Linked DNA regions of Homo sapiens: region 2 is linked to region 1. The links are chromatin loops, found by intact Hi-C in ENCODE. Cell type or tissue: psoas muscle. All regions are shown on one strand. Links, peaks and the distances in the headings refer to the core of each region. The heading gives the core; the rest is flanking DNA. Region 1 overlaps ZNF385B (zinc finger protein 385B). Region 2 has its middle 9.1 kb from the start of CHROMR.

The links. A loop is a pair of places that touch in the nucleus more often than their neighbours do. Peaks named below come from ENCODE experiments on the same cell type or tissue, not always from the same donor. Only the 100,000 strongest peaks of a DNase experiment are listed, where the experiment ranks them.
Region 2: it touches region 1 in a loop (19-fold over the local background); 4 of 110 quality-filtered maps call a loop at or near these places.

Annotation. Positions count from the first base shown.
Region 1 is chr2:179,745,865-179,748,791 of GRCh38, forward strand. All of the region lies in intron 3 of ZNF385B (zinc finger protein 385B), which reads right to left. Among named protein-coding and RNA genes, the nearest start is that of MIR1258, 110 kb to the right of the region's middle. In psoas muscle, for the core only: no CTCF peak of the experiment used is centred there; no DNase peak of the experiment used is centred there.
Region 2 is chr2:178,403,126-178,406,052 of GRCh38, forward strand. No RefSeq gene overlaps it. Among named protein-coding and RNA genes, the nearest start is that of CHROMR, 9.1 kb to the right of the region's middle. RefSeq lists an enhancer at 1,253-1,432. In psoas muscle, for the core only: no CTCF peak of the experiment used is centred there; a DNase peak (open chromatin) is centred at 1,486; H3K27ac peaks cover 817 bases.

The DNA.
Region 1 (2,927 bases), core at 90-2,589:
CACGTTATATCAGTGCCGCTCCAAGCCTTCCCAGTTGCTGGCTTATTGCACTGCTCATTGAAAATCCTTTACATGCTGGCAACATTTTAGGGAAGGACAAGCACACTCTGAGTCATTTGTAAAGAAAGCAGAGCAATTTCAATTCTATATCTCCATGTGTGCTGAAACCAGAAGCACTGTCAATGTACAAGTCTGAGGTGGATTTATGCTGAGAAACAGGCAACCTAAGCCTTCATTATCAATGCATGAAATCAGCCACTGTGATCAAATTCAAGCAAACCACAAGAAGGATGTGATTATGAAAGTCTCCACAGATTTAGCACCAAACCTTGTGGAATAAAGAATCATCTATTGAAATTGTGTAAATGTTAAAAATAGCTCTGGCTTTTCAACAATGAGCAGGATACAGGGAAGAAATCAGTAGTCTATATTACGAGGACTTATAAAGGCTGCATAAATCAAAATAGCTGTAGGTTCCTGGGACTTCGCTATAGACAAATGAAATCACTGGAGACTATGACAATTATAACAAAAATAATTCCATATATTTGACATAGATGTCCATTAAAGGGCAAATCAAACATCCTTTAACTCCTAAGTGCCCATCTCTAAATTAAAATAATGGTGATAGTTAAAAATGTGCGATGCTATGCTAGCACCAGGACAAAATACCATCAATTTTATTCTAAGATAATTTCATAAACAATAGAGATTTAAATCTATTCTGTGTAACAATAAACATGCAAGATAGATATTTTAACACTATAATCTTTGCTCATTATTTTAAAAAATCTATAGTTCATTAAACCCATGTATTTTTATCCCAACTACCCCCAAATTTATACTTTTGCTTTTTATAATCCTTTCTGTTTTGTTACTAAAATATAAGATGCAAGAGCTACTGGACATCGTCTTTAGAAGACACAAGGTCAGAAAGCAGTATTAGATATACCCCAGAAATACATATACCCCAGAAAGCAGTAGCAGTGCTTTGAGATCACAAAATATACAGATTTGACATGTGCATGCAAACTGCAAAGCAAAAAAGAAATAAAATGTTTATTAAAAATCACAAAAGTAAACTGGAAGAAATTCCTAGGAGGCAACATTGACAACACATTTAAGGTTCTATTCAATTTTTTAAAAAGGGTTTTAGGTTCTCATTGAGACTCTGAAGGCCAGACAAACTAGAATCCAGTAAAGGCAATTCCTGATTTGAGGATCTCCTATAAATGACTGGGTTCAGTTCTAGTAATCCTACCAGCTCTGAGATGACACATTTAGAAGTGTCTACAATATGAAACATCTGTGTAAAACTAAGCAGCACACATTTACGTAACACAGCATTCTGGAGCAACATTAAACACAGCACTCTCATGGGCATTCTCACTATGTCCCCATATGGAAAGTTGACTCCTTACGGGCTGCTGGTTAGATGCCCTTGCTTGGAGACAGATTAGACACACGATTGGATATGCACATGCGTGTGCGTATACATATACCTATGCCATTGAACACAATTGCCCCTCACAGTCACTTTTGCCACCTGAATTCTATTTGTCACCTGAAGCCCCTAGGGCAACATTTGAATGTATTATGAGAAAAGGCATTGGGCATCATTGACTTTGCAATTGTTCAGTGTCCTCTCTCTCTTCTGTCCTCTCTGCCTCACCCAACACACACATAAACTTTCCTTCGAAAATAGTCATAGGAATAGTTCATGAGAGATTGTATGCCTAAAAATCTTTTTATTATTACCACACATGAAGCTCCCTAGTAATAAGATAAAAGTTTAAAATTAAACCAGGATATTTGATTATACGCCAATCCCTTATCTAAAACCCTTCGGGCTTGATGCATTTCAGAATTCAAACGTTTTCAGATTTTAGAAAGGTAATACTCTACGTATGCCAGGAATTATATAATGCCTCCAGTGGCAGATGTTATATAATGCCGCACTGGGGTCTGGGGCAACAACTCTATAATCAGACACATTAACATTCTATAGCAAAACCTGTGCATATTCATACTCATTGGGATAAATAAATGCTATAATTTAAGCTCACATTAGTTCATGTCACGTTTTCCCATCAATATGAATTATAAAATCTTCCAGTTCTCACTGCTTCTTGGATTTCGGAAATTGCAAGTAAGAGATTGTGGACTGTATAAATGTTTACCTAAACTGCTAGAAAGTTATGGATTGGGAAATGGTACCTAAGCAGATGTTCTCTTGCTTAGGCAAGAAATCTGGAGGGTAGTGTTACTTTAATGGATGGGCAAAAATATGAGGGAAGGTGCTGTTAAGAATGAGACACAAAGCAGAGCAGATATGTGGCAATAATGCACGATGACAAAACTAGGACATGGAAAAGATAGGCAAGAAGAAGCCACTTAAAATGACTGAATCAAAAAAAAATACAAAACATAATAATAATAGTACTCATTGATCACCTAAACTCTATACCCACTAGTGTGAAAGGCACTTGACATAAGTATTTTTTTAGCAACCTACCTTAATTTTCAAAAGGAAATTTTAAAAGGACACATGTATTTCAGAGGGAGGCAAAACATTGGGTTATCTCACCCTCTTCTCATTGTACCCAAAAGCAAAATATCCATAATGTTAAACAGTGCATGTGACACTGTCAGACACAAACAAAAAAATAACCTTTGCCTTATGAAGTAAAGATTTCTGTTTTATTTGTATATGCTATAAACTACTTGCAATAGAGGTTCTTTAAAATCAGTTTTAGAAAAAAGTAGCAATATTTTCTGCCATCAAGAGCCAACTGTTTAGTTTTAAAATCCATTTTAAAAACAAATGTTCTCAAAAAACAAGAATAATGTGTTGCATTTGCTTGGAGTCTTTCTTATGACTACACTTCCCAAATAAATACTTTTCTTTCAGTACATTAAAGAACTTT
Region 2 (2,927 bases), core at 312-2,811, 1.3 Mb before region 1:
ATATTAAAAGACTTAAGGCTGGGCACTGTGGCTCATGCCTGTAATCCCTGCACTTCAGGAGGCCAAGGCGGTGGATCACCTGAGGTCAGGAGTTTGAGACCAGCCTGGCCAACACGGCGAAACCCCATCTACTAAAAATGCAAAAATTAGCTGGGTGTGGTGGCACATGCCTGTAATCCCAGCTACTCGGGAGGCTGAGGCAGGAGAATCACTTGAACCCAGGAGGCAGAGTTTGCAGTGAGCCGAGATCACACCACCGCACTCCAGGTTGGGAGACAGAGCAAGACTCCATCTCAAAAAATAGTAATAATAATAATAAATAAACAAAAAAAGACTTAGAGTTGCCTTCAGTTTCCCATGTTTCTAGATTATGGGAGAAAAGCTGTAGTTCATGAAGTCTGCAGGAAACTCACAATCACTTAGGTGAGAGTTTCTTCCATCTTGGTCTCTTGGGAAAGTTCTAGGGATTCATTTACATTCATTCAATAATTCTCCCTTGGGAAGAGAGATTTCATGGGGGCTATTTTCTATCTGTCAATGGTGAAAACACTTTCAATAAAACAATGATGATGTGTTTAGTTTGTAATCTGTACACGTATTATAAGTAGATGATTTATCAGTCTTAATCTCCAAGTCTCCAATTTCTTCAAAAGAAGTAGAGGAAGAAATATTTTCAGAGTGTCAAAACAACATACCAACTGTTTGGTTAACTGGAATCCCAAAATCTGTTTTTTGTAAAACAAACATTGGTAGTCAACCTATTTCAATCCTGCTGGAATGTGATAAACTCACATGCTCTGGGGCCTTTCTACAGCCTGGCCTCACTGTGGTGCATTTATGGGCTGGTACCCAGTCTATCCTGACACTGTCCAATCACAGAAATGTGAGGACCTTGTAATATCACGTCCTAGGGATAAGTTCCTAGGGCTCTATTGAGGAGAAACTTTGATGTGGTTGGCAAGAACACACAAAGAAGTCAGTCTTGTCTCCTTTTCTGTGTATGCACCAGAAGTTATCAGCTTAGAGGGAAGGGGGAGGTGGCGAGAGAAGATTGAGAAAATGCTAAACACTTGAAATGACAAAGAAATGCCCCCACCCCCTTTGCCATATGTACTTAAGTAACTGGGAAGCAAATTGAAAATAGAGAGACATAATAGATGAAACTTTCATTTGCATAGTTTGTGATTATACAGTCACAGTTGCCATAAGTCAGTTTTCCTGCCCAATTATAAAATCATGCCAGAGAATTAATCTTTTATAAAAGTGCATATAGCCCCAGTTACATTAAACTATTGCTGGTGGTAGGCAGTGGTTTCTTGGTTTTGTTTTAGCTTGCTAAGTACAGAATTGGAGGATACGATGGGATAAACAACTGAATACGTGACAACAGTTTGTTGACTCAGACAGAAAGCCATCAGATGGCAAGGGTTGACCGTTGAAGGATGTGGGTTGGCCTGACTCAGAACTGCACGGCCTGTCTGGCAGCTGCTTGGCCAGGCAGCTGTGCAATGTGGACAGCTGTCTGCCTGAAGACCAGCCTGCTTCAACAGCACAGGTTCTGCTAACATACATGCTAACAGGGCTGTTTTCTCTTTAAAACAATGGGTTTGATGGGTTGGGAGGGAGTGAAAACTATAAAAATAAATCTCTGCCAGGAAGCTCTCAAGTCTCTTAACGAGGTCATCCATATAGCAAGTACTCTAAGGTATAAATAATGAAAGCTCAGTATTTCCTACTTATTCCTGAAATTGTCCATCATTTTTAAAGTTTACCAAGAGTAAACTTCCCAAATGTAACAGCTTAGTACTTTACCCTTCAAATTCAGATTTATAAAATTTTAGAAGAGAAATATAAGAATGAGAATTTTTCTTTCAAAGAAAATCAAACCACCTCACATTCAACCCTTCTCTTCCTTAAGATTCTCCTCCAAAATACTTAATTTTCTACTTCATTCTCAGAATTTTCTATATGTTAGCATAGTATTTTTTGGTTATTATTTTTTAAGCTGCTCATCTTCCCCAATTGCTTTATTATTATTATTATTTGAGACGGAGTCTCACTCTGTTGCCCAGGCCGGAGGGCAGTGGTGCGATCTCGGCTCATTGCAACCTCCGTCTCGTCTCGCGGGTTCAAGTGATTCTCCTGCCTCAGCCTCCCGAGTAGCTGGGATTACAGGCATGTGCCACCACGCCCACCTAATTTTGTGTTTTAGTAGAGATGGGGTTTCTCCATGTTGGTCAGGCTGGTCTCAAACTCCCGACCTCGGATGATCTGCCCGCCTCGGCCTCCCAAAATGCTAGGAGTAATAATTTAAATATGTTTTAACCCGTTGCAGTTATTATTTTTACTGATGCTTAAATTGTCTCCTCTTTGGCCAGTGGGAAACTTATTAATCAGCTCCTGAGCCTCTTGACACTGTGGTGCAGTGGTTCACACCTGTAATCCCAGCACTTTGGGAGACCAAGGAGGGCATATTGCTTGAGCCCAGGAATTGGAGACCAGCCTGGGCAATGTGGCAAAACCCTGTCTCTACAAAAAATACAAAAATTAGCTGGGTGCAGTGGCATGTGTCTCTAGTCTCAGCTACTTGGGAAACTGAGGCAGGAGGATCTCTTGAACCAGGGAGGTTGAGGTTGCTGGGAGCCAAGATCATGCCAGTGCACTCCAGCCTGGGGGACAAAGTGAGACTCTGTCTCTAAATAAATAAATAAATAAGCCAGCATGAGCTTATTAGAGATCTACATTTTACTTTTAGTTTAGAGACATGGTCTCACTCATATACTTAGCAGTATATGAGTAGATGCATACAATGAACAAGATTCTCACTTAACACATGATTAAATCTGAAAAAAAAAGAAAGTGAAAACCTTAACAATATCCTCTCTCTCTCTCACAGACCCTTGCAGGAGTCAATATAACTAAATACG